Linked DNA regions of Mus musculus: all the other regions are linked to region 4. Evidence: chromatin loops called from intact Hi-C (ENCODE). Cell type or tissue: left cerebral cortex. All regions are shown on one strand.

The links. Hi-C counts contacts between places; a loop is a spot of excess contacts. Peaks named below come from ENCODE experiments on the same cell type or tissue, not always from the same donor. Only the 100,000 strongest peaks of a DNase experiment are listed, where the experiment ranks them.
Region 1: it touches region 4 in a loop (6-fold over the local background); 8 of 42 quality-filtered maps call a loop at or near these places.
Region 2: a loop joins it to region 4, with 3 times the contacts of the local background. A loop is called at or near these places in 2 of 42 quality-filtered maps.
Region 3: a loop joins it to region 4, with 3 times the contacts of the local background. A loop is called at or near these places in 5 of 42 quality-filtered maps.

Annotation. Positions count from the first base shown.
Region 1 is chr9:90,201,770-90,209,769 of GRCm38, forward strand. Tbc1d2b (TBC1 domain family, member 2B) reads right to left here. Exons shown (of 13, transcript NM_194334.2): 11 at 7,899-8,000; 12 at 6,004-6,125; 13 at 278-3,453. The coding sequence ends at 3,258. Among named protein-coding and RNA genes, the nearest start is that of Adamts7, 43 kb to the left of the region's middle. In left cerebral cortex, CTCF peaks have their summits at 2,774 (motif pointing right) and 4,912 (motif pointing right); DNase peaks (open chromatin) are centred at 39, 622, 1,007, 2,777 and 2 more places.
Region 2 is chr9:90,695,642-90,703,641 of GRCm38, forward strand. The region is part of intron 1 of Gm30905 (a long non-coding RNA gene); the gene reads right to left. Among named protein-coding and RNA genes, the nearest start is that of Gm30905, 5.3 kb to the right of the region's middle. In left cerebral cortex, CTCF peaks have their summits at 3,582 (motif pointing right) and 4,716; DNase peaks (open chromatin) are centred at 3,626 and 4,709.
Region 3 is chr9:90,443,870-90,451,869 of GRCm38, forward strand. No RefSeq gene overlaps it. Among named protein-coding and RNA genes, the nearest start is that of Gm39398, 11 kb to the right of the region's middle. In left cerebral cortex, a CTCF peak has its summit at 3,315 (motif pointing left); a DNase peak (open chromatin) is centred at 3,262.
Region 4 is chr9:90,312,884-90,320,883 of GRCm38, forward strand. It overlaps Gm30849 (a long non-coding RNA gene), which reads left to right and starts at 2,565. Exons shown (of 2, transcript XR_379695.1): 1 at 2,565-2,852; 2 at 4,446-4,756. It also overlaps the pseudogene Gm22717. In left cerebral cortex, CTCF peaks have their summits at 1,953, 3,642 (motif pointing right) and 5,740; a DNase peak (open chromatin) is centred at 3,635.

The sequences.
Region 1 (8,000 bases), 110 kb before region 4:
GGTGCCTATCTCCCAAGGGGGGAGGTGTGGGGTGGGTAAACTGTCTGGAAACAGGCAGCATTTCACTTATGACTTCAGCCTCTGCCCATAGTTCACCCATGGTACTCAGGGCAACTGAGGCCTACCAGTGTCAAGAAGGGCACCCTGTCTCCCATTCCAGTGGAACCAAGAGAAGACACATAAGAATCATGAGGCTGGCAAACTGGAGAAGGCCCTCATGTACACCCCATACCACAAGACCACGTAGAGGCTTCTGTCACAAATGACTACACCTACCTTTTGAGGCAGAATGTAATAAAAATTAGTTTATTTCTTCCTTTACAAGTCTACATTTAACTCAAGGATGAGCAGGGAAGCTGCTGTGATATGAAAGGACAGTCATTTGGCAGTGTGCCCTCAAGTCCCCTAGTTGCCCACAGGAGCAGAGCCTCATACATCGGGCTTGCATCTAGCCTCTGTCTTCGAGGACTTTCCTGACCAGCCACCCACCCAGAGGTCGCTGCATCAGGACACCCACTGTACTGAGGGAGAGGGGTTTGTGCGGTAACATAGTGTGGTAACCTGACTGGGTACTGCCCAGAGTACTTCCTGTATCAACAGACCACAGCTAACAAACACCAGAGAAGTACATGCTGACCAGTGACTGCTGTTCGGGTGTTATCACGGCTAGAAGTAGCCCCTGAGGCTACCTGGGTGAGCAGAGGAGAGGGACAGTCAAGGCTAAGAGGAAAAGGTGGCACAAGAGGGACCTGCAATCTGGGAGGCTCGGGTTGATATAAATACATACAGGGGAGTCGTGCACACAAAATAGAACTTGTTATATAAAAGTTGTACAGGATCTAGAAAAACCTTAATATAAAATAGTCTATAAAAATATAAAATGTAGTGAAAATATAAAAGTGTCAACGGTTGGAATATCGGTAGGTCCCACCAGACGGGGCGCCAAGCGCAGGGTGCTCCTCTACTGTGGCACGTGCATTTGGACCCACACGCTGGAGGCTGTGCTTTGGCTTTCTCAGCCCACGAGGCTCACCAGGCAGGAGCCATGCGTTGCATGCTGGGTAAAGGTTCAGATGAAAAGCAGCACGAGGCAGTCCCTGACATGAGGGGTACCTGCCACGGTGGCTGGGAGAAGTCTGGAACCTCAGGAACACTAGAGGAGGGTAAAGACAGTCTCCGTGATGAGGGAATGGGAGAAGATGGCTCAGTCACCGGAGCCTTGCCTCTGGGACAAGCATCTGCCATTTTGTCCCCAAACTGGAAAGAGGGCAAGCCCTCCTTCTCAGCTCTGAAGCCACTGAGTCATTTATCCAGGGATGAGAGCCTCTAAGTGTGCATTTGTGCATTCCCCTTGGGGCCTCTTGAGACTTTTACCTGAGCACTGATGCTAACTGCTTGAGAAACTAATGCCGTCTCTCAGGGAATGGCAGAACAGGACCCCATGCATATTGGAGATTTTCGTTTCCAATCACTGGGCTGGAACCCAGAGTCCCACACACCAGGCACATGTTCTAAGCCATGTCCCCGGCATCACCAGGTGCTTTAAAGACTCCTCCACCAGCATACAGGACAAAAGCAACCCGCCAGTAAATTTACACCAAATGCACATCTGGACTGGCATCTTCTGGTACGAAACTGACATGGCAACTGAGCCCTGGGGCAACCCTACCCTGCGGCACTTCCTAACAGCTGTCCCCAAGGCTGAGAGCCGGCACTTCCAAGGGGGTGGGGCATCTCCCTGCATTTGGTCTCAGGGAGGCTCTGGAATAGCAGTAAGACCACTGTCCAGCTCCAGACAAGCTTCCTGAAGAAACCAGGCCTCAAACCACCATCCTAAAGACACAAGGATGACATTTTTGATACCTGAAGATAGGCAAAGGCCATTGGCTAAATAGAGAGACCAGCTCCTTTTACATGGTAATAAATGAAGCAACTTTTGGAGAAGTTAAGCATAGTCTAGATACTGAAAAATGGACTCAGCCACTCAAGTGCTAGAAAGCAGACAGCAAAAACAGGAAAATGGGTCATGGAAAAAGCGCTTCTCGAAACTGTCTTGCTCCGCTCCTGAGTCTGAGTGTGTTTACACTAAGGATTGTTTCCAATTTTCCCCCAGGTAGTGTAAAGTAGTCCAAGGCTGTTTCCCTTGTGCTCCCATAATACTGTGTAACATGCTTTCTCATGACAGTCACCCATCAGCGATGCGCTGGGACTGAGCAAAAATAACCTTTCTTGTTCAAACCCTCTCTGGGCTTCAAGAAAGAAGTGTTCCAAGTCCCCAGAGTCTGCTATTCCAGAGGCCATAGTGGCCCCAGATCCCTGTTGAAGACAAGGATAATCCAGGCAACACAGAGACTAGAACTCACCACTCCAGGTGCTTCCAGATGCAGGAAGCTGGCAGTCAGCCCCACTCCAGCTGTCAGGCAGGAGAGATTCTAGAGCCCTGAATCCAGGAGCCCACAAGCCACAGATCTGAGAGTTTCCTATGTTCCCTTATGCAGGGCTGGGTCTACTGCAAGGTCCCTTTGGAACCCCAAGCCAGCCAGAGTTGGAGAATGGTGTCTACAAGTCAGCTCCCAGCTAGAAGAGCTTCCTACAGCAGCTCCTGGAGATGTGTTTAGCCCCACTGCAATCTGGGACAGACAGCTGGCAAAGCAGCTGGCAGTGAGAAGTGTGGGCACTGCTGCAGATCAGGGGGAGTGCTGCAGTCTGAAAGGCTACATAGGAGAGCAAAGGCTAGTCCAGAAGGGACTGCGGCTGGCAGTGCCAAGCCACCAGCAGAGGGCTCCCACGCCAGCCTGGGAGGCCAGTTGTGTGCTTGCTTTTTAAAGAGGTCCCTCTTCTTATGGTGACCTTGTGACCCTGGAAGCAGCCACACTGTGGCGCCCTGCACATTCCTCCACAGTGCTGCCCTTGGGTAAAAGAAAGAGCATAGGGAGATGTGGAACATAGTTTTTGTGGGGCGAAACACGCACACAACTGGCAGATGCTGTAAACAGGCCCTTGGAAACAGTCACCCGGTGAGTCACCAATCAGGCAGCAAGCATATGATGCATGTGACACGGAAATGGCTGTAAAGCCACCTGCCCCCTGCCCCGAAATGGGAGATGAGAAAGTGCAGCTTAGCTCTGGACATCTGCCCAGCAGAAGCCAGAGGCTGTAGATGTTACAATCTGACAGCTGATGTGCAGTGATGTGCCTTTGCTACTTTTGGTTATGAAGGAAGGCAAGAAGAGCAGCATCCTAGGGTGGGGATCCATTCAAGTGTCTTCCTCCTCATCGCTAACTAGCTCGCCTTTGTCAGGGCTAGTGTCCCGCTCACGCAGGAAGTCCTCTCGAATGGCCTCCAGCTCTGTCAGCTCCAGCCGGACCTTCTCCAGGTGGTAGGCTCTCCGGTTCCGGATCTGGCGCAGGGGGAAGGGGTTCAGATCCCCAAAGGAGATGCTGATCAGCTTCCTGGTGGGACAAAGGGCAGAGATGAGCATCAGCAGAGCTCAGGTGAGTGCCCAGAGCACTGCCTAGAGACCAGAGAAGGGAGTAAGGCACATGTACCATGGGATGGGGGAATATCACCCTGGGAACCCAGGCCCAGCTTATGCAGAGAGGCGGAAGGCACAGTGAGCTCAGACTCCATTTTGACCTGATTCTCCATCTGCACCCTGGAAGCGATGGGAGGTGTACTCTATATGGTTTCTACATGTAGTAGGCACTAATAGCCTGGTGTTCACTCAGAGATAGCAGGGGTCAGTGAGTATGATTCTCTGGAAAACTGTCCTGATACCAACGGACTAGGCATGGTGATGGCGTCAGATCCTATCTGCAGTGTGACCTGGGCCAAGATGCACTCTACAGAGGTACACGCAGCATTCAATGCACCAACTGACAACAATGTCTTAGGTTTGTAATACTTCAGCTACTGGACAGTCTGTAATAAAAATAGAGCTAGGGACAGTCGGCACGCCTGGCTTTGCTTTCCAGCACTCACGGGTCAGTTGTACTGGTTCCTTGGTATCACAGAAAGACAGAGCTTCTCTTATGCCAAGGGATAGGTCACTTCCCAACTGATTCTTCCAGGCCTATGGTCTTGCTCCCTGATAGCAGGGGCTCATTCCCTTGTTAGCCACCTGCTGCTCCAAGGCCTGAGCTCCATTTAGCATGGGTGTATAAAGGATATGCACCTTTCTCATCTTTATATTCCAACAGCTTCTCTTGTAAGGAAGTGAAAAGGTGAGACTGGCCTGCCTTCTTTAAAGGCCAAGTTCTCCATGCGTTTGTTCTAGGACAGGCAAGTACTGGAGGTTATGAGAGGCCCGACGAGGCCCAGCTGTGTCTCAGGCCCAGCCTTGTGAGCTAGCTGGGGTATGCCACTGAGACTGGGATCCAGGAGTTTACCACTGTCCTTTCTCTTACATGAGCCACAGGCTCTGTAAGCCAGAAACCTCAGGCCTTGCTCCAAAGTGAAAAAGGGGGTATGGCATTATTCCTTTACTCCTCTAGTTGGAAAGAGCCAACAGCAACATGGCCCGGGCTGCAAAATAGGGGAACCCAGACACTGCCCTTGAATGCCCAGCCTCTCATGGACCCTGCAGCCACCAACCAGTTCAATCTTGCATCGTCCGGTGTCTCCTGAATGCACCTGGCTATGGAAACGCCTGACCACTTTGTAAGACCTGTCTAGTCTGCGGAACTGCCTCACCTCAGACAGCTAGTATGGGCAGCTCCTTAAAATACTGAAACTCTAGTGTGGAGGTGGAACAAAGGCACCAGCAACCTCAGCAACCTCCCAGGAGGTGGGAGGTTGCAGGACAGGGGGAATAGGACCAGGACCTCATGTACATATTGGGAGCTCTTGGTCTGTGGCCTTGACTTTCTAAAGCAAAGGGGAAACTGCATCATGAGCCATTCACCAGGGGGCGCTGTAGGATCAGGCAAGATGGGAGCTGCCTTGTTCTGTCCAATGGTGACAGGAAGTAGAGGAGGAAGATTTATCTCCAGGCAGCCCTGACATCCCCCTTAAGAGTGTCATGGTGAGGCAAATCCATCTCTGGAACCAAAATGCTCTCCACTGTCATGTGGGAATTCATTCAGTTACTCTTAATAATCTTAACCAATGCGACATGAACACAATCCTCACCCTGAACCTTTCACCAGTCTTGCACAGCAAACACTTTCAGATGCCCTTTCTCACTGGGCACAAATCCAGTTAGTCTTAGTTAGGCACTAAGCCTAAAGCCATCTTGAAAATGTACTCCCTACGAGAAAGATCCTAAAAACAGCGACGACCTCCCAGAGACCTGGTATAGCTTCTGCCAACTACTTTCGTTGCCAAGGTCTACCCCAGCTGCTGGAACCAGAGCAGCCACTAATTGTGGCCTAGGGAAAATGGCAGCCCAGACAAGAAATAGCCACGTGGCCCAAGGTGTGTGTGTGTATACATGTGGGGACATGATTCATGACTCCTCTTCAAGCTGGAAACCTAGGGTTCTTTCAATTTCAAAATCCCCAATCTCTTCCATCTGTCCCACTTCTCTCCACCTCTCAGGACACCCCACTCCGGGCCACCACCTTTCCTCCTGGGGACTTTCAACAGTCACCATCTACCCTCCCAGTGGCTGGTCCTGCCTCAATCCTCTTATCTTTCAGTGACATTCTGTTACGATTAGAATGAAGCTAAAATTCCTGAGTACGGCCTAAGGAGCCAGGCTAGGATGTAGCCATGAGCCCCAGCAGCCGGGCACAAACTTGGTGGCCCCTCTCGTTGTTCCCAAACATGTTTCCTCTGAGCACCTCTGTGCCCCAAGGCATCCCTGAGGCACGGCTTGGGCTTCCTCACACTACGTTTGTGGATCAGGAAAGGCATGTTCCCTCTGGAAACCTCAGCGCTCAGGGCTGTCTTTTTATCTACCATCTCACTCCTGTAACACATGGCCCTTCCCATTTCTTTCTCTAGGAAAGAGCACCACGGCACCCTGGACAACCCCGAGTCTGAGGAGCCTGTGGACTCACCTGGCATCGAGGATAGTCCGAGTGAAGTAACGCAGATACTTGAATATGGACATCGAATCTTGCAATTTCAGGATCTCCTCTTCCTTATATTTAAAAAGTGCCAGGGCAAAACGGAAAATAACCTGCAGGAAAGCCAGGGAAACGGTAATTGCACGAGGCTGGGCTTTGAAGTTCTCCCTGGGGCTGGCTAGAGGAAGTATCCTGAGGGCCCTGCCCTTGGGCGGACACCTGAACCGAAGGGTGACTTCCAGGACTGGACAAGGCCCTTAGGTACAATAAAACAAATACTTGTGGTTTCCGACAAGGCAGCCGTGTTCCTAGGAGGTAAGGTGACTGACTGACTTGTGGAATCCTTTCACTTTTGGCTAACTAACCTTTGTAGTCAACAAAGAATACATATCTAGACACCACTTTTACATAAGATCAAAACCTGGGCTTTTTTGACTGAAAATGTGAAACTGCCAACTCCAGAGCCAGGCATAGTCTCGGCTGGTTCTGACCGCCTTTTCAATATGGTGAAATAACAGTGGATTTTGCTGATTTGCTTTTGGGGTACTAAGGGGAAGGCTAGGGGGGTAGTGAACTCCTGGTGATCTTACAAGTTCAGGCAGCTTTGGAACAAACTGCTATTTCCACATCTAAGAGCCCTGAATGGCTACTCTAGCCCACACTGTATGATACTTAGTAAGTGGTATTTATAGGGTTAAATTGTTCATGGTTCTCTTCACCTATGGCCCAATAGGAGCAGCGTTTATGATTCTAGTTGAAAGTTCTTTGTATTAATGACAAATTAGACTATAAAAGTGGCAATGCTTTGTGTTGGACACTGAATCTGCATATGGGGTGACTGCAAAAGGCCCTTTTGAGTGGTCATCTGTTACCTCAATGCTACCCATGGACCAACCTTTGATCCTGCAATGCTGGGCTAAATCTATAATGCACTTGCACACATGCAGAGAGATGAAAAGTCCCATGAGAGCTGGGTGTAGCTTTTTCTGAAGCAGCAAGAGATTGGAAGCAACCAAAGTGGCCACCATCAGGGGCTATGGTGCACGAGGAAACTCCAGTGAGTTACGAAACAGGTTCTCTATGTGCTGACACAGAACTAGTTCCAAGACACAGTAAAGTTAAAAGCAACGCTTAAGAAATATGTGAAGGCTCGATGCCCCAGTGTAGGGGAATGCCAGGGCGGGGAGGCAGGAGTGGTGGGTGGATGGGGAAACACCCTCAAAGAAGCAGGAGGAAGGGGGATGGGCTAGGGGGTTTCTGGACGGGAAACCAGGGAAGGGGATAACATTTGAAATGTAAATAAATAAAGTATCCAATAAAGAAAAAAAGAAACATGAAAGACAACATATAAATTGAGGAGACAGACTGTTTTCCTACTATATTTTCTTAGTTATGTTTAGTTTTTATTTTTACTTAACATTATTTATTTATTTATTTATTTATTTATTATTTAGTGTGTCTATTTGTTCGTTTATAGAGGTCGGAGGGGCTTGCTACGTTGTTCCACCAGCCACTTGTTTGTTTACTTTTGGTGTGCTGTGCTATGGTATAGTGCAGTATTGGGGGGGTGGGCAGCTGGAGGGCAGGGACTGAACCTAGAGGCCTTGTATGAGCACAGCAAGGGCTGGCCCACTCAGCTACTGAGCATCATGCTAGGTTACTCTGTGACAGGCTCTCCCTGGGAGCTACCATGCCTAGCTTCAGGCTGAGGGTCTTCACGGATGAGCATGTGACTGCTGCTTCCCAAGGCCTGCAGGAACCCATCACAGGGAGGTAAGTTTGGTGCTGTGGTAACCTCACAAGCTCCAGGAGAATCAGCCATTCTGCCACTACTGACACAGCCTGTCACAGTCCGACGAGTGCGTATAGCTGCAGAGCCCACTCACCTTTGGTCCCTCATAAAGGAAAGAGTCCCATATTTTAAAGAGGATGTCGCTGACAACGCTGTCCACAAATACCACCAGAAACCAGTTGAAGGTGATGAGGGT
Region 2 (8,000 bases), 380 kb after region 4:
CAGCTGAACATTTAAAACCTTTAATGAAATGAAATGTTTAGGATTTTCTCTCCTATCTTCTCATGATTCCTGTAATCAAGCTTCATTTTCAATTCAGACTTCTCCACCACTACACAGAATGCAATAGGAAACAATAACTTTCAATGTTGTGTGAAAATGCTATATTTGGAGTTCAGATTCAATGATTCTGAGAGTGACTTGGTTCTGGACACGTGTCATCACGCTCAAAGGCTCTTTCTGTGAGTGTGGTGATGGTGAGCATCAAACCCAAAACACGTGGATTGTTTGCTGTGTGCCTTTACACTTCCGAAGAACTTCGCCCCCTTGCACGTCACCTTCATGCCAGCAGACTTCTGTACATTCCCAAGTTATCTCGGACTTGGCATAAATAAAAAGAAAATACAGCCTATGCATGTAAAATATGCTTAAGGTCAATTAAAGGCATGACATCATATTTACATATCACAAAATACATGCTATATATGCATGTATATTATTTATGCATGCATATTATATCATATAATAACAAATGTGCGATGTCACACAGCATGAGTAAGATAGTAACTGGACTTGTGGTCTTGACATTTCTATTTTTATGGTTAGTACAAAGTAACTGAAATTTTAATGCTACTTTAATATAAGAAGGGTCTTAATAATAAATTCACTTTGTATTTATATATTAAATTATTTTTCTAAAAGGTCTGCACTAATATGTACAGTGGAATTGATTTGCTATAAATTTTAATATGACAAATTATCTTTTGACACAGCATATTACCAACACATTGAACTGCATTCTTTTCTATGTAGGAGAACAGTAGTTAAAAGAAAAGATATTGCCTTTTTCTTTTATGGAATACGAAGAAACTGGGGGCTGTTGATTATTTTAAAAATAATAAGAACCTTCAAATTCTCTATATGAGACTGTGTTATGGACTTTACATTAACCACAAGGTGTTTCTAATCTTTTAATTCTCTACATTTTCCCTGGTTTCATCCCTATATTTCAATTAATAATGACTATGAACGCAGTACCATATTTGGAGACTTCCAAAACACTCATTAGTATCTTAGTGCAAATTATACTTTAGAAGAAACTTTTGAAACTTTAAAATATATGTAATATATATGACTGTGTCAATGTTACATATGTGGAACTATATATTACATATGTATATACCATAGCACATATTGAATAAGAGTTAACTATTATATTATGAATATATATTTGACACTTCATCTCCTAGAAGTAAACAGTGATAAAATAGCAAAACTCCCCAGTTCAATATTAAAGAGCATTTCAATTTGCTTGTCTATAATCAATCTTTAAGTTTTAAATAATCCTGTCAGTGGATTAGAAGCAGACACTCCTAAGAAATACAGAATCATATGGAATGTGCACATCTACAAATACCCACAAATATTATTAAAATCCTGCTTATTTTTTAAAATCAAAGATTTTAGTGACTGTAATTATTGAAGCTCATCTCATTATGAAGTAGGACAACATAACAAAGAACACATCTCATTTAAAAGAGTTTCAATATAAAAAAACTCTCTCTAACTTGAGGCCACACATAGCTTATTTTTTTTCCCTGTGTACACAGAAACAACGTCGTGTGTGTGTGTGTGTGTGTGTGTGTGTGTGTGTGTGTGTGTGTGTATGTGTGTTTAATAGGATGCTGTTTATTCCACTATCTCTTACCACTCTGTCTCTTTGGATAACAATCACAGGACCCAGATGCTAAGGGTAAGGGATATTCTCCCACAAGCAGCTTCTGGCTCCTTGGCAGACGTGGTAGGCAGTTGTGTTGGCAGCCACAGACCTGCCTCTGGCTGTCTTCTGAGCTTTTGCTGCTGAAGGGGTGGTTGGCTTGCCCTGTCCTCCTGGATACTATTTCCCTTGACAGCCTTCGGTTTTGTGAAGCTTTATTCTATACAAATCCCTCCTGCAATCTCTGGATGAACTCTCTAAGGGCCGAAATGGAGCTGTTCTTTACAGTCGTGTTTAATGATCAGTTGAATTGCCAGGTCAGGTTCTCAGGAAAACCAAACCAAACCAAAACTTTTCTATTCCCTAGAACTACCGTATTTCTTTGTTTTACCCTCTACACAGTGTGTATCCACTAGGTTTCTAGGATGCCGGCCAAGTGATTTTGTATACCGGTGTGAGTTTTAAAGCATTCTTTGCTTCCCTGTACTCTTTTTCACGATCAATTTTCTACAAAATTTTCTCTGATTAAAACTATAAGGAAGGAAACTTGTGATTTTGATAGTTGACTGAGAAGCAATGTGATGAAATAAAAGTTGTGAAACGGAAGCGGAAGTGCTCCCTTACTCCCCGCATGTTTGTAATCTGAATGACATTTTAGAGCATATGCCTACATTGTACAAACAAAAGCACACAGCAGAAACAAAGCAGGTTTCAAAGGCACCAATATAACTGCCTACCCAATAATTTATAAGACATTTTCACACTTCCTCACAATAATTCACAAGTACCATCATCAATGTGTATCAGAGAGTCAGTGATTCATTGGCTCACTTATAGCTGAACATACCCACCAAGTCAAAACAGCACTGTACTTTAGTGTATTTTCTTTATACACAAAAACATTTTTAAGTTTTCTAAAAGAAATATCAGGCCTATTTTGCACTAAAAATGTCTAACTTAATAAATGAAGTCTCCATTGAAATCAATTGTTTTTTTATTGTTCATTTTTCCCCATGGGATTAAAGTCTCCAAGTTATCAATGTTTTCGATTAACAATCGAACTGCTAGACAAAAGAAGAAAATCCCAATTGAATGTGAGATTTCAGACATCTGAAGTTTATAATAGTCCTTGTATGCTTCATGAGAAATCCAGAGTTGTCTGATATATACAGCAATCTTATACATTTAAAACAAATATCGGAAGTAACTTCACTCGAGCTTCAAGGAGAAGTAAGAGGTCTACCGTGCTTGCTTAGCTATATTCATCTTTCAATAACGTTTTAAATATTGACTCCTTTGTGACTTCAAGTATGTCCTTATCCCGTACACTGTTCTATCAACCCTGTATTCGGTGTAGAAATGACCACATTTCAGTGTGCTTCCGAGTTTGCTGTTTTGTGAAACTATCCACATGCAGGAAGTGCATTCTTAGCTATATCAGCCTAAAATTTCAAAGACTGTTGACTCTTAGGCTGCTACAAAAATAAATATATAAACTTATTTTTGTTTCTCTATCAATCTTGCTATTTCTTCAACATATAACCCTTCACAAACACTTATAGAAATAAAAAATGTTAAATATTTAATGAAATATTTTGACTCCTCACCTTGTTCTAACTTGCTTCTCATTTTCTGTACTGTGTAAGAGCTCCAAAGACTTTAAGTATATATGTCGGTATGAATTTAGAACATACTTCATATGGGTTTCTTTTCCTTCTCTGAATTAAATAGTTACACTATTACCCCAAAACTGAGCTTAAGAAATAACTATACAGAAATTTTATTTACATCAGCAGAATTGCAAGTAACACTCTCCAAAATAATAAAGCAAAATGCAAACAAAAACTATTTTTGATTCCTCCTTCTACCAGTAGGTGTCACAATTGGGACTAGAAGGTGGTGAGCTCAGTACAGAATTCACGGCAAAGATCATGCCTTGCCTTTGTAATGCAGAAGGTAGTTTACTAAGAAGGCTCTTCCAAACAGTCCGTGAATATACCCAAATAAATGTGAAGCCATTTGAAATGTAAAAACTCTTCCAAAAACATGTTGGTCAATTCAACGAGGGCAACAAAACTAATTCTCGGAAGTCTTGAAGGACATTGTAGAAGTAAATAAGTAGTGTCCTGGTATGATCAGATTTTAAATAATATTTAAGATGAAATGTAAATATCAAAAATCAAGAGGAGAGCTGCAGCTTTGAATTTTGAAAAAAAAAAAAAAAAAAAACCTCAAGGGTAAGCACTAGCCTTTACCCCACAGTCGACATTTCAATAACACTTGGAAAGCCAGGTCATATTTTTAAAATAAACCTGAAAAAGCTAGCATATTTCCCATGTAGAAACAGAATAAATATTCTTATTCTAGGAAATGCTGAATAATTTAAAAAGTCTGGTTTAAAAGTCTGACTTTTTGCCTCCAAGGGTTACTTTAAAATTTGCGAAGCCAATTTTAACTTAATGTGCTTCAGTGATATGTGAATGTTAAATCACAGTTATTACATATTATTATAGAATGGCTATAAACTTTTAAGTTTTTCCAGAAATAATTTCAAATATGTTTACTTCATCTGAAGACTTTTCAGTCCCTTTGTTAATGTAAAGAATATGTAGGTAGTTGTGAAAAAAAGTATATTTTTCCACACTTAAATATAAGAAAAAATGTTTCCTATTAAAATTGTTTTAAAATCGACATTTGTGTGGGAGACTTACCTAAGGAACCGTAACTACAATAACCTGTTATCTCATTGTTGATTCGTGATATCTCAAGCTATCCAAGCAGCTCATCTGTCCAACCAGAGCTTTCTAGAGTTTTTATTACATGAGAGAAAGCATTCAGACACTGCAAACATGAGAATGCTATCATTTGCTATGTTGTACACTGTGTTTAATGATGATCCAGCTTATGTGAAACTTCCCAATAGAAGCGGAAAGTCACACTCCTCTTGCTTTTACCCGGGGAAGCTCCACTAGATCAGCTGCACAGAGAGGAACTCACCAGTAGAGGCCTCTCTAGATTTAACTTCCAATTGAGAACTCAGATTGTTCCTTCAATTCACTGTCGTTAACACAACTACTTGAAAAGGCTCTTGTTGCATAGGAAAAAAGATCACTCTTTAATGCCCTTTTAAGTTCCATGATGTTGATTAATGTTGCCCTTTACATTAATGATGTTTCAAGGAAAAGAAAACAAATTTAAAATGGATAAATTCTATTGAGGATGCATTAATTAGACAGAGAGTTTGCCATATGCTATGGCTGGAGGGCTTGCTGGCCTTTCTCTTGTAGTTACCTGTGTAAAACCCACCCTATCCTCTACATGAATGCCCAAGCTGAATAGCCATTTGAATGAAGGCTTTAGTTTGATTCGCCATACAAGGGGTACTGTGTCACTGTGTTTTCTTTCTAGGAGTCACTAAGTGATTTCTATATCTGTTGTCATGGTGATATGGCAAAGCAGGGGAAAATGGGGGCAACTTCAGGCTTTCTCCTCACCCTCGCCACTGAGATGTTGTTAGCAAGCCTATAAAACATTGGGCTTTATCTGGGGCTTCTTTTTGTTCTCTGATTGTCAATAAAACTCATTTTAAGGGTAACAAGGACATCTAAATGTCATCTGTCACAGTGTTAGAGAGATTAAGTTTGTTTAGGGACTTGTGTGGGACAAAGGCCACTATTTGTTCCATGGATACAAAGCAGTGTTGGCTATCACCACTCTTGATTTAGAAGGCGGCCCAGAGACTATCGAGGAAATATCATCTCTGTTCCAGGTGACAGGGAGACCCTTTTGACTTGATAGCATCACAATGCAAGAACAACAACCACACAAACATAGATTACCATTTTGAATGAAAATCAGTAATTCCAATACTCTGTTCCAGAGGCCCAACCACAAGTCTCCCTCCTCCCCCACCCCAGAGAAGGGGAAAGAAAGCAGTGAGGACCACAGACCTGTCTTAAAGCATGACGTACGCATGATGGCCCTGAATGAATGATAAAAGAGTGGAGAGAGAGGATTTGCAAGTACAGTCCAACAATAATGTGCATTCAGTAATTCAGCATCTGCTCAGTAATGAGGCTAAATGGAACATACAGATTAATGAAGACATTGGTATTATTAAAATCAAATCCTGTGGTTCATATGCTTTTCTTAATAATGAACACTGTGGCTATTGGAGAGGAAGAACAGGATTTTTTCTATTAATTTGGCACACATCCCAGATCTCATTCAACCAGAACCTATCCCTGCAAAACGCAGCCCATGGCCTTATAGATCTCAGTCTTTCTATTCAATGTGTGCTAATCTGAGAGAAAAATATTTTTCCCTTCTTAAAATGTCTTCAAAAAAAACGTGAACCTGAGGCCTAAGTAATAACTGATTAATATTAGAACTAAGAAAATTCTTCTAACATTCAGAGAGATGGGCAAGTATATAAAATGACAAGAATATAATGGAAGGCTCACATCACATCTGCCTGCACTATGTAAATTGATGCAGCTCCCTTGGGGTTTTTAGAGTCTTCTTACATCAGCACATCCCCAACACATTTTATAGGAAATATTTATGCCAGGGAAGATAACTATCCTAAAACTTAGGTGAAATGTAAATGTTTATAAGGTATCTCGTCCTGTTCATAATACTATTTATTAAATATGAACAGAAGCAGAATACCAGGTTGTGCTTTTCTCCCGCTTCTCTCTGAACCCAACCCCACATACTACACATACTATGTACTCAAATACATCACATGGACCACAGTCCACATTTGGAAAGATAATGATAAACTCCCTGATGACTACGGTTCTATGGAGAAAGAGTAATAGACAGAGAGGTAGAAATAGAGATAGACTTATGTGGAAATACAGCAGTCCAGTTTAAGGACAGAGTATACATTAAAAATATATTTAAGAAAGGCAATGTTTGTTTATTTGTGTATGTGCAAGTGTGTATATGTGTATATATGTATATACTTGAGTGCCCTTAATTCATTCTTTCCAAGTATTATTTGAAAATATCGTATAAATTATCATGAAAAATTTCTCATTATACAACAGTCAATTCTAGCAACTCTCACTATATATATCATTTTATTAGGTAACTAAACTAAAAGTTAAAGACTAACATCTACATCTGGAGCTTGTAAAGCAAAAATTCTGCAAGTTATCCTACCCACGGCTATGGATGCCTGTGATACCAAACATGTAAGAACTAGGAAGAACTACAGCTGGATTCCTTTTCAGAAAGACTCCTGGAGCAAATTATCTTGAACCCAGTGCGATTCCTTTTAAATTAAAAGACTTATTCTGCACAAACTAATAAAAACAAATACAGTATTGAGATACGGTTACAGTCATATTATGGGCCTAGATGACTTTTGTTTAGCATCTTAATAGCTCACTCAATTGTTATTCATTCAGCCACACACAGGACACCAGGGTGTTACGGAGGACAATACTCTTGGGGCATTTTGAGTTCAATTTGTGTTTCCCTACTTATGCAGAACATGTGTTGGCATCAGCTATGGTTAACACAGGGGAATTGCAATATACGATGAAGTTTTATCACATTGTTCCGAGATAATATTTTCTTTTCAAAACACAGTCTTGACAACAGCTGAAGAAGAGGTTTGCAGTACTGCTCTCAAGCATGAGAGATACATGTTTTCCTCTTAGTTTTAAACATATTTATTGTAGTTTTCCAGATAAGGAGGTACATGGAAGGGCTAAGATGCAAATTTCTAACAAAAGTACATTAACTTTTGAAAAGTAACACTGTCATTCATGATTGTAGCTGTAAATGAAGTCTCAAAATAGATCAGTTAGTATACTGAAAGTGACACACAAAGTGTGGACATGGACACACGTGGAATTTCCTAGGTGGAGAGTACTTTCCTTTCAAAGGATATCTTGTTATGCTAGATTTTTTCTAGCCTCAGAGTCAGGGTGTTTCTAATGAGAAAAGCAGAAGGAAATGGAAACTCAGGATTTATTCCTTTTACTGTGTTTCTCCTGAGATAAGAGTCGTCACAATGTCTCAGAACAGTTTTGCAGTTCAGATAGTGATTTCATTTTTCTGGACTTGGGTCATTGAGGCCCCATGCAATCTAAAGTGCAGCTGGCAAATTCATAGTAAGGTTTTAATTTTAAAATATCCACTGCCTTGAAAAAAAATATATCCGAACAGAATTGACAACATTTAAAAGATACAGTGTAAAAGAGAAAAAGAACCAGTTGAAATAAAATGCATTTCCAAATATCCATCAAACTTGCTCTTTTTAGGATGAATG
Region 3 (8,000 bases), 130 kb after region 4:
GGTCCCTCCCTTTGAGTCCTGAGAGTCTCTCCCCTCCCAGGTCTCTGGTGCATTCTGGAGGTTCCCCACCCCCCTGACACCTGCAACCTCCTATCTCCCGAGGTTGCCTGTTTCCATTGTATTTTTCATCCTAATGGCAATTGGGTGCACCAAACTCTGGTGCATCCAACTTCATAAAATAGTACAGCTGGAATTAAAGATAAAGATTAACTCAAACCAATAAGAGGTGCTTTAAACATACTGCTTCATCCAGTAGGCAGAATGAACAGAAAAACCTCAGAACTAAATGACATCTTATATTGAATGGACATAACAGATAACTACAGACTGTTTCCCCGAAGCAGCAAAGAATATCCAGTCTGTTCACCATGGAAATTTCTCTAAAATAGACCACGTATTGGGACACAAAATGAACCTTAACAAATTCATAAAAACGGAAGTGATTCTATGTGTTCTATTAAATCATATGAAGTAGAGTTTAAAACCAACTGTAAACAAATCTACAGCAAGCACATACACTTGATGGGGATTAAAGAACTCATTACTAAATGCTGAATGGGTCAAAGAAGAAGTTGGGAAGAAAGTAAAATAACTTTCTTCAACTAAATGAAAATGAAAACACAACGGAGCAAAACTTCTGGAACGTGATAAAGGTGGTTGTAGAGAGGGGACTTTGTTTCTCCAAGTGGCTGAGGTAAAAGATCAGGAAGAGCATAAATGACCTAATAGTGTAAGTCAAGAATGTGGGAAAACAAGAAAAAAACCAAATTCAAGTCCAATAGACAGCATGAAACAGCAGAAATCAGTGAAACAGAAACAAACAAAAATTCAACATAATGGATCAAAGAGTCTAAAACTGATGTTTTTTTTTTTTTTGAGAATATAAAAAGGTTGGCAGACCCTTGCCTAACCAACCAAAACAAAGAATGACATGGCCCAAATGAACAGAATCAGGAAGGAACAGGAAACATTACAGTAGACACCCTCACCCCCTAGAAAAAATCAGAATAAGAGAATAATTTAAAAACCCATACTTCTTTAAATTGGAAATTCTTAAAGACATGGATGCGTTTTTAATTCACCCAAACAACCAACCAAGAAGAGAAAAATATGTCAAAGAAATTCATAATAAAGGAGGACACTGATTTAGTAATAATAATAATAATAATAATAATAATAATAATAATAATAATAATAATAATAAATCTTCCTATTTAAAAAGCCCAGGCCAGATGGATTCACAGCAGAATTCTACCAGACTTTCAAAGAAAGTCTACAACCAATACTTCTAAATTATTAAAAGTGCCCCCAATTGGAAAGAAAACCACAGCTGTACACAATGCAGAGATCAATGGATTTGGGGGAGCTCAGCCCTAAGAGACATCTTCTACAAAACTCTCACATCTAAGGCGCAGGGATCGCCAGGGAACAAGGGGTAGAATCAGACAGGGCAGCCTAAACCCAACGTGTCAATAGAAATGCTGATGCAGGGTCTGGAAATCTCAATGGGTGCCAACCCCTAGACAAAGAACTACAGGCAGCTCTGGACTTCAGAGGAGTAACAGTCAATTTCCTTGTCCCTCTGAAAGAATCCATTGCAACAAGCCGAATGTAATCAATTATATTTGGACATTTTGTAAAAGTAATGCCTTTAAAAATATATATTAATAATACGTGTATCACAGGAGTAGGACTTCCAGCCAGGAAACACTGGGAGGGAGTTAAAGCAGCAGAAGGCGGCTCTCCCAAGGAAGAGACCCCTGACTGCTTATTTAATACAAAGTGGTCAGCCCTGGAATTCCATGCACATACACAATAGGAACGCCCTCAGGAGATGGTTTTTTATAGATTTGTGCACATATACACATAAATATGTAAAAAGAGAAAAGAGGTCATCAACTTGAGAAGGAGCCAGAGGGGCATGAGGGGGACTGGGGGAGAGGACACAGGAATCGTCAGAAGCAGGAAAGTAAAGGGGGGGGGGAAGTGATGTAATATTTTAATTAAAATATATTAAGAAACATAAGAAAATGGGACTCCTCTTTTTTTTTTTTAATCCGTTGAAGTTCTCAAATACCTTCAGTTTAAAACCACCATTTATTCTGAGATTCTGTTGTGTTGCTATACAACTGATACAGGGATTAGCCATCTTGGAGGCTATTCAGGATGAATTACTCCACCCCATTGTCAACTTTCAACCGCACTTCCCATTCCTGTGGTAAGTCTAGGAAGGTAAACACCAGCTTTGTCATGCCTTAGGGTTCACATTGCTATATGAAAAGGTAGAGGTGTCTGTGCTATGTTGAAGCCCATTAAGATAAAGTTACAACATGTATGTCCAAAGACTGGGATCTAGGTTTTACCACCGACTCTGTGTAGAGATAGATATGACATTTTAAACTACCCAAAATGTGACATGCTATGGTTCACTCCTTTTAAAAATGGACAGCCAGAGCCTGACAAATACAGAGGCAGATGCTCATAGTCAACTGTTGTACTGAGCACGAGGACCCCAATGGAGGAGTGAGAGAAAGGACTGAAGGAGTTGAAGAGGTTTGCAACCCCATGGGAAGAACAACAATATTAACCAATCAGACCTCCCCAGAGGTCCCAGGGACTAAACCACCAACCAAAGGTACACATGGAAGGACCCATGGCTCCAGCTGCATATGCAGCAGGCATCAATAGGAGGAGGGGCCCTTGGTCCTGTGAAGGCTTGATTCCCCAGTGTAGGGGAGTGCCAGGGTGGTGTGGTGGGAGTGGGTGGGAGGGAAGGTATGATGGGGGGTTCTGGAGGGGAATCCGGGAAAGGGGATAACATTTGAAATGTAAATACATAAAATATCCAATAAAAAACAAAACAAAACAAAAAAGAATGGACGGCCCAGATTGTCAGTCACTTTGAGAGAATACCATCCTTCAGGAAAGATGGTTCACTTGAAGCCATGCTAGTGAGATGAGAGGATTAATTAGCCCTCTAAGAAGACTTATCCTTTCAGAAAAGCTCCTTCCCCCACAGATGGTTTAAGAGTCTCTATCAAGTGGTACTCTGGAGACTGCCTGTTCTGAGTTACTCGAAGGAACCCGACCTTTTGCATTTCTCATTCTTTTCAGAAATCATTTATTCTTTCAGATACTAGGCAAAAACCTAAGTATGCTGACGCTGACACTTTGAGCTTCCCCAATTCTTTCCCTGAAACCCATCTCTTAGTGCCACAGTGTGTTTGCTTGATTATCTCCATTGATGAGCCTGCCTGGTTTCTTGGCCCAACTCAAATCGGGCACAACCTCTCTCTTCTACTCCACCTTGTGGTAGCTGCAGAGAGTTACAATCTTCCTGCCCAGTATTTGTCTCCCAAACTTTAAGAGTTGTTCTTCAGCTTTCTTGTGGATCTATTTCCTAACTCTTTTATTCGTGAGGCCAAGAACCAACTGACAAAACTGCAATTTATTTGTTAATCTTAAAATGCGATTTGTTTATATAAGACAATATCATTAGAGCAGTAGAGTCATGATAAGAGATACATTACACTATAAAATTTAATGTTAAATACTTAGATTTAATAAGATTTCCTTCCAAAATATATTCTAAATAAATATGTATTAATAAAACTTTTATTTCATTTATATAATAGTAATAGGAACCATAAAATCCTATAATCTCTTTTCCAAAATATTCTTAGTATAAAACTTAAATGAAAGTTCCTCGTATGGGTAGGCTATATGTAAAATATGTGATGTATATGTTTGCTTGGTCTTTCAAAGCTGTCTTTTTGTGTGATTATGTATTTATACACTGTTTATGTGTGCTTATGTTTCATATATCATTTACTTGGTATCAAATTGGCTCATGAGTAAGTTCTCATATAAAACAGAGCAGTTAAATTAGCCCAGCTTAAGGGGAAAAAAAATTCAGCTTCAACTGCCCTGAAAGGCTAAGTAAGCTTGGCCACATGTCCAGGATGTCAATCGAAGAATACTTGCAAAGTATGAAAAAGGAATATTGAACCAATGTGATCACTTTGGTAAAACAAAGACATGGCTAGTGGCCCTAGATCTTTCTTTGGGGGAAATTAACATGTTTTAAAATTTAAATAACAATTTAAAATTTTTTTCTTAAAAGAAAATATATGTATCTAACCCTGCAGCTCAGCCCAGGATGTTGTCTCCTGGGTCCTCGTCTCAGTTCTGGGTCTGCAGCACGGCCTCTGCTCCGTGAGGGCATACATGAAGGATGATCACTTTCCATGTAAGGCATCGTTTTTCCTATCAGAAAACTTCCTTCATCCAAGATGACCAACTCATTATTGCAAAGATCAAGATGGTAACTTAGAGCTGAACTTAAATGTTTTATATATTTGTTTGAATGCTTTAAAACAAAATATTTTAAGGTTTTAAAAGATATTTTGATACCACTGTCACAACAACACAAGAAAAGTTTTCAAAGTACGTCTTAGAAATAATGTAAGATATAACTTCAAACATTTGAAAAATGGCCGTTTGAAAAAAAGCTTAAAGACATACAGAAGACATCTTAAAACATCTTAAATTTTACAGGTAATCTTAATGTATTATGCCATGATAATATATTTGGAATACTGTTCATCTCCTTAAAACAAAAGGTATTTTAAAGTGCCTGCTGTAATGACTTAAGTCTTTGACAAATAATTATTCAAATTGACTTATTTTCCCATATTATAATTGTTACATGTTTAAAATACCACACACATGTTTTCTATGAAAACATGGTACAGCCTACTGCAGTTTCATCTAAAATTATAATGTTAAAATTTGTTTGCTAGATCTTTTGGAAACAATAACAATAATAATGATAAAAACTATTATGTTTTTAAAAAGGGGATACAAAGGTTATAGTTATGAGATATAATTGTGGCAATAGAAGTTTAAAAAATGCTTTGTGATAAGAAAGAACTTTGTACTGCAAGATAACGATTATTCCAAAATGAAAATGGATGAGAATAATGTAAGATTAAAGTATCTTGTAGAAATATTGTGAAAATAAAGCTTGAACAAAGCGAATATGGTTTAAAAGTTGAGCATCATACAAAGGTTGTTAATTTTTAAGGTCAAATTTTAATATGAGATAAAATCAATGTTTGATTCTGTGTTTGCAGCAGTGAGGTTTTCTTAAGAATTAATCTAATGTTTATATAAAAGACAGGCTTAGAACAACAAGGGCTTTGTTGTATTCTTTTATTAAATGAGACATTCAAAACATTTGATTAGACTTTTACTTTCATATCTTATACTGGGCAAAGCTTCTGCTTGTTAGATAGCCATTGCCTTATGAATATCTTGGACAATTCCTACAACATTAACATAACAATCATGGAACTTGCTTTAGTGCACAAATATTTAATCTGTTTATAAACTTTAGCCTATTAAGCAAATAATACCTATAAAATGTCAAAATTAACTAAAGCTCTAGCTTCTTCCTAAGATTTACCCTTTTTGGTAAACATTCATAATCTCTTTAAAAAACAACTCAGAATTGTTCCTGTCTAAAAGAACTGCAGAGATAATAATAGAGAAGAGATTAATGGAAAGATGATCCAGTGACCTGCCCAACTTGGGATCCGTCTCAAGGGGAGGCTCCAAGGCCTGACACTATCACTGACGTTATGATGTGCTTATAGACAGGAGCCTAGCATGGCTGCCCTTCAAGAGGCCCAACAAGAAGCTGACTGAGACAGTAGCAGATACTTACACCCAGCCATTGGACTGGAGTCAGGGTCCCCTATGGTTGAATTAGGGAAAGGCTAGAAGAAGCTGAGAAGAATGGCAACCCCACAGGAAGACCAGCAGTCTCGACGAACTGGGACCCCTGAGATCTCTCAGACACTGAGCCAGCAACCAGGCAGCATACAGGAGCTGGTCTGAGGCCCCTGACCTATACAGCAGAGGACTGCCAGGCCTGGGATCAGTGGAAGAAGATCCACCTAACCTTTAAGAGACTTGAGGCCCCAGGGAGTGGGAGACCTGGAGGTAGTGGGAGGGAGGGCATCCTCTTGGAGACAGGGAGAAGGAGGAATGGGATGAGGAACTATGGGAGGGCAGACCAGGAGAGGGGCAATGACTAGATTGTATGAAAATAGAAGTAAAAAAAATTAAAAATCACATTTTAAAGAAAAACACTATTATAAAGGATTTTAAAATCTATTTTAACTGTCATAACTAAAAATTCGAAATTACTTAAAAATATTTTCTAAATAAAGGACAAAGAAAACCAGATGGTTTCATCAATTGAAAGAAAAAGGCATTGCCTCAGAATCTGGAGGAAAAAAAGATTCTCTCTGTATATTCTTACTTACTCTTTCTTACTCACTTGTGCACCTAAACCCAAGGAAGTGAACTTTTAAATTCACATTTCTCACCTCAGACCTGCCACCTTCAATTGAAAATTGATATTGGAAAATATTCATCTTCAAAAACACTGATAATCAAACATTCCAAGTTAGTAAAATATTCTCCTAATTTATGCTTCTTAAGTCTTTTATAATTAGATGGCTTTAAAACTGGTTATTGCCTTAGTCACAGTTTCTATTGCTGCAACAAAACACCATGCCCACAAAGCAAGTTGGGGAGAAAAGTATTTATTTAGCTTACACTTTCATATCCTTGTCCATCACCGAGGGAAGTTAGGACAGGAACTAAATCAGGGCAGGAACGTGGAAGCAGGAACTGATGTATAGGTCATGGAGGGGTGCTGCTTACTGACTTGCTTCACATAGTTTGCCCAGACTGCTTTCTTGTAGAACCCAGGACTACCAGCCCAGAGATGGAACAACCCACAGTGGGCGGGGCCCTCCAGCACTGACCACTAGTTAAGAGGGAACAACCCACAGTGGGTGGGGCCTCTAGCACTGACCACTAGTTAAGAGGGAACAACCCACAGTGGGCGGGGCCCTCCAGCACTGACCACTAGTTAAGAGGGAACAACCCACAGTGGGCAGGGCCCTCCAGCACTGACCACTAATTAAGAAGATGCTTTACAGATGGATCTCAGGAGGACATTTCTGTAATTGAGGCTCCTTCTTCTCTGCTGATTCTAACTTGTGTCAAGTGGACACAAAAAATGAGCCAGTATAGTTATGTATGATATTTAGCATTTTATTTAGTCTATTACCTAAGTTATAAAGTAATGGTAATCTAGGTTTTAATAAAGTTATGATGAGTATATTATGTCCTTAATCACACACACACACACACACACACACACACACACACACACACACACACTGTGTTGGTAGGATTGTTTTCTTACCCAGAACCCCTGTCTTATTCCAAACTAGTTTTCAAATGAATCAGAGTCAGTATCTTTGTAAAAACTTTTTTTCACCTTACTCAGTATAATATGAATAAAAGAAATTTAGTTTTTAAATTGACAAAACTTAAATCTTCAAAAAAACCTCCCTCCATTTTGGTGATAGCTATATTTTTGAAATAGAAATAGTTTTTTCAATTAATAAAAAGAAAAAAAGTATTAACTAGGTCCAATCAATTAGGTTACTTTGTTTCTGTTAATATTAAAATAGTAATGATATTTAATACACTAAATTAACAATGTTTAATACAATAAATTAAACACTGTAAAAGGCTCTAAAACATGTTCATATGCTTAAAAAGGTAACTTTAATTCCATCTGAAACTCAAATTACTTCTTATCCTAATTGTACAAAAGAGATGAATCATCTCGAATAACAACATTCATGAAACATCATACTACATTTCTGATGTTTCTAGATAAAATGAACATCTAAGGTATCCTATAGTATAATTAATGAAAGTTTCAAAAAATAATTAAGCAATATATGTATTTTACTAATAAAACTTAAATGGACAATACTACAGTGATTAATTCTATTTACATTTCTAAGCATTAAAATAAGAAGTAAGATTTGGTTATGTCTACAAGGATCATTAAGTTCTGATTTCTAACAATTCTGATCTTTTGTTTCTGTTACTGCTATTAATATTTG
Region 4 (8,000 bases):
ACATTCACCTTTGTAGCTTTGAGGTACAATATAAGGAATCTACACCTGCCTTCTGTGAAGAGGTAACCATGAAGGCTGGTGTTCCATACAGCATTGGGGAACCTAGTGTACTTATGTGTGAACGAGGAAACCTTTGAGCTGAGGCCACCCTCCCACCCTCCTATCCTTCCAACTGATGACCTGGGTTCAGGAGAAAATTTGCTCCACTATGATCTGCTCCTGCCGAAACTTAACTCCACAAATGTAATGAATTGGTCCAACATGTAGGAAGATCCAGACCTACATGTGATTCAGGAGAGCCTAAGAGAGGGAAGGTGTTTGGAATCCATACCGGACCACTTTGACCCTTTGCTGAGAACAACTTTGGGCTATAATGCATATCCTTATTTTATGAGCTATAATGTATATCCTTAATTTAGAAAGATGCTATAGTTTATCTTTTCTACCCTTAGATAAACGGTATATTTTAAAATACTGTGATGAAACCCAATGTGTCTTCTTCCTGTCTTTTTAGTCTTCTCTAGGCTTAGCAGTTTGATCTATAGAACAATAAATTGACAGGAAGGAAAGGCGTACCACTATATTTATTTTTAACTTGCATACAAAGATGAGAGAAAAAAGTTAGTGCTTCCAAAAGTCGTGACAGTTGAGAATGTATACTTAATTGGAGAACCCTGATAAGACTGTAAATAATTTTAATGGAAGTTATATGGGCCCATAGAAGAGACTAGATATACTAGTTTGTCACAGTCTTGTCCACTTACACTGTCTGCTCTTGATTAGAATCTGTCTTCCCTATTGAAGAAATTCCTTCAGAAAGAGTTTATGACAATTGAGTTGGTTTTCTAGCATGTATCTTTAGATTTTGTAGTGACTTGACACAATCACATACCTATGTCACCTCTCTCTCTCTATATATATATATCTATTTATATGTATATGTATATACATATATATATCTCCTTTATTTTTCCGATTTTTTTTCAATGCTGTGATCACTATGTTGTCTATGTTTTCAATCATAGTGGCTACTGGTTTTACCCATTTTTGCACAATTACAAAGGAACATGAGCAACAACAATTTTGAAATGCATTACAATGCCAAGGTTTATATGCTCTCATTAAGCATTAATTGGTAGTTGATGGGTATTGCTATTTTTATCACCATTAGTTCATAGCAGTATAATTAGTAATGCAAAGTACAGGAACCACATTAATAGCGTTACTAATTGTAAGTCTGGAGATAGAAACACAACATGACTGGTTAATTTCTAGGCAATATCTCATGATAATTAGCTAAAAGAATTTGTGTTGAACTAGAAAAGTAAACAGTTTAAACTTTTCCTACAGTTTTCCTGTGTGTGTATGTATGATTTATAACAACATTCTTTAATGTATGGATTATGTTATATCATCTGAGATTAACATTTTTTTCTTTTACATCTCATAAGACTGTATGGTAAATAATGGTTCATTTATCTTTCAGGAAAAATGCAGTCACTTTAAAATAAATTTTATCATTCTATTTCCAAATTTCTGAAAGAAAATATCTGATCTTCTGTATTGCTTTTATTATACTGTAATTGGTTCTTGATGTTTTATAAGCAACCTCTTGAGCATCTTTTAGAAGACTACTGCCATTTTAAATTTATTTGCAACAATTTGGCTAGTTAAAAAATCTGTTTGAATAAAGTATTATAATAAGAAATTAAGGATAAATGTTCTCAAACTGTAATAATGTGGGCACTCTGTATATTATATTCATGTTTGATGAGCTAATTGCTTTTGCAGGTGCATTATATGACTGCTAACAGTCTATAGAAAAACATGGAAGGACGGTTTTATTGTCTCATGGATCTACTAAAGGGCAGGCTTTAAATTGTAACTTGCTCCGGGGTACTGGTTAGTTCATAATGTTGTTCACCTATAGGATTGCAGATCCCTTTAGCTCCTTGGGTACTTTCTCTAGCTCCTCCATTGGGGGCGCTGTGCTCCATCCAATAGCTGACTGTGAGCATCCACTTCTGTGTTTGCTAGGTCCCAGCATAGTCTCACAAGAGAGAGCTATATCTGGGTAGCTTGACTCTAGCTGCATATGTATCAAAAGATGGCCTAGTCGGCCATCACTGGAAAGAGAGGCCCATTGGACACACAAACTTTATATGTCCCAGTACAGGAGAATGCCAGGGCCAAAAAAAATGGGAATGGGTGGGTAGGGAAGTGGGGGGGGGTATGGGGGACTTTTGGGAGCATTGGAAATGTAATTGAGGAAAATACGTAATAAAAAATATTAAAAATTAAAAAAATTGTAACTTGCTGAAATTTTCTTTCTTTGGTGAAGTACACGTTAAGTAAATTAGGAACAATAAGACAATATATAAATTTTGAGTTTGTTATATAAGAAATCACAAAATAAATTTAATACTATATCCACCTCCCTAGTAGTTTTTATTTAGTTGTGAAGCTCTTCAGGGACGAAACTGAAACAGTGGCACTTCAGGCATGTATTTAGGTTTGCTTCTGAGTTTTTAGTGAACTAGATTACATTTGAAAAACACTAATTTTTCCCTCTTGACTTGGGTTTACTTATTCTTTTCACACCTGATGGGCACCATATGTGTTTTTCTCCATTATTTTTAAGGAAGCTATAAGACTGGCGATTTTATCATGTTGGAAAGTCAATGTATTTTATGACTTAACGATTTGGCAAATTCAGGAAAATGAGTTGAACTCGATTAGAACATCAGTGTACATCTCACGGCTCTCGTATGTGGTGCAGCAGTTAAAGAGAAGAAGGACGACATGCTAACAATCCCGACTGTGTGTATTTTCCCCATTGGCGTGCGGATTTTGTGAGTACCAGCTTTCCCACTCTTCCTTGAGCTTTCAATTCTTAACAAGATGCACGTTAACCTGTGAAAATGTGCCCTGCTAATATTTACTTCTGATTAGTTAATGATTACATCATGTCTATGGGCAGGTGATGCCTTAGCTGATTAGAGTCTTCCGTTATCTTTAAAAGTTCCACGTAGAAGCAGTGGTAGTATCGTAGCCAATGAGGTTTATTTGAGGCGCGATTTTATTGATAATTGAAAACTTTCCCCAAAAGTTACATGTATAAATAATAGGAGCCAAAAGCACGTGGTGAATATTTTTGATACTATTAACCTACTAATGTATGGTATGCTTAAAGAAGTGGCGTGGGCAAGGTGTTTGTTGCATTGTGGGTAAGATTTGCTTTGATGGGCAGTTTAATTATAAGACGTTAATATCTGACTTAATCCAGCACTATTTCTCAAAAACCAAAATCAAAACCAAAACCAGAATATGAAGGTGACTCTTGTTTAACCAAACAAGCAGAAAGAATCAATTATTTTATCCATTATTTTTGATGGCTAACATTAGCAGAAAAAGTGTCAACGGTTTCAGTATTTTTTTTTTTAAAAGTGGGTGGTAATAATTAACCACAACTAATTATCATTGATCCGAGAAACACTGGGCCATAAAATGATATACTATTTAGAATGTTGGCAGCCATGAACAGTGTACAGAGGCAGATACATGTGAGGCTGCAGAGTTCTGCCTTGGCTTCGAGGCCTGTATCCTGTTCTCGCAGACCTTTTAGTTACCTGCCAGCAGATGTCCCTATAAGGCAAGAGTATCTTACAGTTAGGCTTGCTGAGTATGAAAATCAGAATCTGAACCACTCATCCTATTTCCAAACATTAATGGGGTTAAATTCACCGTGCACTTGAAAATGGTTCCTGAGGTTGATAACATGCAGTGTACTAGAAGAGTGTATTTTGTTTACTTCTGAAAACAAAATAGAACAACATTCTTTTTCAATTTAACTTTTCTACATTCATCAGCAATAGCCCTCTAAAATAAAATTCTCATGTGGGTGTGCATTATCAGTTTTTTTTTCTAAAATTTTTTTAGTTTCTTAAGAATTTCACAAAATACATTTCGATCATAATAGCTCCCTCCCCCAGCTCCTGCCAGATCCAACCCCATTTGTCTATACGTCCAACTTTGTGTCCTCTTTTTATCCCATTTTCTTTTTTATTTATCCATCTTTTACAGTATTAGGAATTAAACTTAAGGGCCCTTTTTATGCTTTAAGTAAGTTCTCTACCACTGAGCCAAATCCTACCTGCACCCCACCCTTAAAAATTCATGAAGTACAGTTTGTGCTGTTCATAAATTCTTGGATGTGTGGTCCTTACTGGAGTCCCACTTAGGAGTTGCCTCTTTAAAGAAAAAGTTCTTTCTTTCTTCCAGAAGTTATCAACATCTAGTAGCCACTTAGATAGAGGTGGGATTTTGTGCCCTTCCCCTCTCCATGTTGGAGTTAGGGCTGGACTAAGCCTGCACAGTTCTTGTGCATACATCACTATGAATTCATAATGAAATTAATTAATTTCACTTTTTCACTTGGCTCACAGGCACTCCTGATACCCCACATTTACTTCTGGTATGCTGCTCTGACATGTTCTTTTAGTCCTTCCTTGCTTCCCTCCTTCTACATCTCTGGAAGGGATACAGGAGAAGATGTAAAGATTCCTGAAGAGTGAGGCTCCAGCCTGTTCTGAGCTTCTGGCTTTTGTAGCAAGAAACCAGTATTGTAATCACAGATGGTTTATGCTAAACAGTCCAACTTTGAAAATAAAGATTGTATTATTCCTCATCAAAGAACTGTTTAGTACTGTTCCTCTCAGGTGAGAGGAACTGCCTCAATGAATGCATAAGAACCAAAGTATTCTGCTCTTTAATTTATTTTAAGCAAACGCAAAGTGTTTCTACTTAAAATAATCTGTAGTCTCTTGGTAGGTTAAACAGGGCTTTGTTTCGTTTTAATTAAAATGGCAAAGCTTTCCACATTCTTATTTAATTTACTCCCCAGAATAACCTGTTAAGTAGGTAGCTTTCAATTCTGCAAATGAGAAGATGTAGGTACAGTGAGGTAAAGAGTAGAGGATAAAGTCATATAGATAGTAATTAAGGAGCCAGGCTTGCATCCTAGGATACTGACATCAGGGACCAATCTCAGATACTCATCTCCTGTATCAAAACACATCAGATTAAAGTTTATAGCAGTGAAATAGAGTTTGCTACACTGGCTGGATCTATAGTATTCAACTGGATCTATATATTCAACTTTACAATGGCAAATTGGTGTGTACCATATATACAGTATTTAACTTAGATGTAGTATACAATGTATTTTTCAGTAACAAAAGCTAACCTCAATGAAAAAGGTTAAGCAAATAATTGTGTGTGTGTGTGTGTGTGTGTGTGTGTGTGTGTGTGTGTGCGTGATTGTTTTTCCTTCTCTTTGGATTGACACTTGTATTCTATTCTGAGAAATTTTCAATGTGTGAAGATTTGATACCTTTGGAAGTATACTTCAAATGTCAGAACAGGCACACAGTTGGGGGAACAACAATTTTTTTTTTAAATAAAAAGTACACTTTCCATTTAAAGTGTCAGAGTTTAGTTAGGGATATATCATAGTGTTGCAACAACAACCATTTCCAATCCCAGCTCTCTATAAAGCTATGTAAAGAAATGCCATTCCATTATGAAGCAATTATTTTGATTATACTATGTTCTCGTGAAACACACAGAACACAAGTAGATGAAACAAGCTTATATGCTAGCAATTCCTGAACGCCTCCTGTCAGTTACTATGAGAAGGCCACCTGCTTAAAAATCCTTAGGGATGATCAGGTTCCACTCATCGGCTCAGCTTACAGCCAATAAATGCAATAATGTATCTGCCACCAGAGAGAAATATTTTGATTAAGGATTCTCAAATCCAGGTATAAACATCCCCCCAAACCTTAAGTTCCTGCTTAGAGATGGTTGCACATCTTTGGGGGACCTAATAATCTTTCCCTTGAGCTATGGGAAAGTTGACCATACTTTTTAAATTATGATAGTGCCTCAGATTTCATTTTATATTTTCAAATAACTAAGGGGACTATAACCATCTCTGTGGCAAGATACACTTGATTCACAAAGTTATTAATGCAAAATACGTTTAATACCTACAATAGGGGAAGTGAAAATTCACATTTTCTTCTGTCTTGGTTCCTTTTCTCTTGTAAATCAAGGAAAGTGTTGCCAGTTGGTAACACAGGTGCTCCATCCCTGTGTTATCACACAGCTAGCCAGAAAAGGGGTTTGATACTGGGGGGTATTGAACAAGGCCTTGCCAAAAACCTTGCTAGTGTATACAATGGTGTCAGCGTTTGGAAGCTGATTCTGGGGTGGATCCCTGGAAATGGCAGTCTCTAGATGGTCCATCCTTTTGTCTCAGCTCCAAACTTTGTCTCTGTAACTCCTTCCATGGGTGTTTTGTTCCCAATTCTAAGGAGGGGCATAGTGTCCACACTTCAGTCTTCATTCTTCTTGAGTTTCATGTGTCTAGCAAATTGTATCTTATATCTTGGGTATCCTAGGTTTTGGGCTAAGATCCACTTATCAGTGAGTACATATAGTGTGAGTTACTTTGTGAATGTGTTACCTCACTCAGGATGATGCCTTCCAGGTCCATCCATTTGCCTAGGAATTTTATAAATTCATTCTTTTTAATAGCTGAGTAGTACTCCATTGTGTACATGTACCACATTTTCTGTATCCATTCCTCTGTTGAGGGGCATCTGGGTTCTTTCCAGCTTCTGGCTATTATAAATAAGGCTGCTATGAACATAGTGGAGTATGTGTCCTTCTTACTGGTTGGGATATCTTCTGGATATATGCCCAGGAGAGGTATTGCTGGATCCCCCGGTAGTACTATGTCCAATTTTCTGAGGAACCGCCAGTCTGATTTCCAGAGTGGTTGTACAAGCCTGCAATCCCACCAACAATGGAGGAGTGTTCCTCTTTCTCCACATCCTCACCAGCATCTGCTGTCACCTGAACTTTTGATCTTAGCTACTCTGACTGGTGTGAGGTGGAATCTCAGGGTTGTTTTGATTTGCATTTCCCTGATGATTAAGGATGTTGAACATTTTTTCAGGTGCTTCTCTGCCATTTGGTATTCCTCAGGTGAGAATTCTTTGTTCAGTTTTGAGCCCCATTTTTTAATGTGGTTGTTTGATTTTTTGAGGTCAACTTTCTTGAGTTCTTTATATATGTTGGATATTAGTCCCCTATCTAATTTAGGATAGGTAAAGATCCTTTCCCAATCTGTTGGTGGTCTTTTTGTCTTATTGACGGTGTCTTTTGCCTTGGAGAAGCTTTGGAGTTTCATGAGGTCCCATTTGTCAATTCTCGATCTTACAGCACAAGCCATTGCTGTTCTATTCAGGAATTTCCCCCCTGTGCCCATATCTTCAAGGCTTTTCCCCACTTTCTCCTCTATAAGTTTCAGTGTCTCTGGTTTTATGTGAAGTTCCTTAATCCACTTAGATTTGACCTTAGTACAAGGAGATAGGTATGGATCGATTCACATTCTTCTACATGATAACAAGCAGTTGTGCCAGCACCATTTGTTGAAAATGCTGTCTTTTTTCCACTGGATGGTTTTAGCTCCTTTGTCGAAGATCAAGTGACCATAGGTGTGTTGGTTCATTTCTGGGTCTTCAATTCTATTCCATTGGTCTACTTGTCTGTCAGTATACAAGTACTATGCAGTTTTTATCACAATTGCTCTGTAGTAAAGCTTTAGGTCAAACATGGTGATTCCACCAGAGGTTCTTTTATCCTTGAGAAGAGTTTTTTGTTATTCCAGTTGAATTTGCAGATTGCTCTTTCTAATTCATTGAAGAATTGAGTTGGAATTTTGGTGGGGATTGCATTCAATCTGTAGATTGCTTTTGGCAAGATAGCCATTTTTACAATGTTGATCCTGCCAATCCATGAGCATGGGAGATCTTTCCATCTTCTGAGATCTTCTTTAATTTCTTTCTTCAGAGATTTGAAGTTTTTATCCTACAGATCTTTCACTTCCTTAGTTAGAGTCATGCCAAGGTATTTTATATTATTTGTGACTA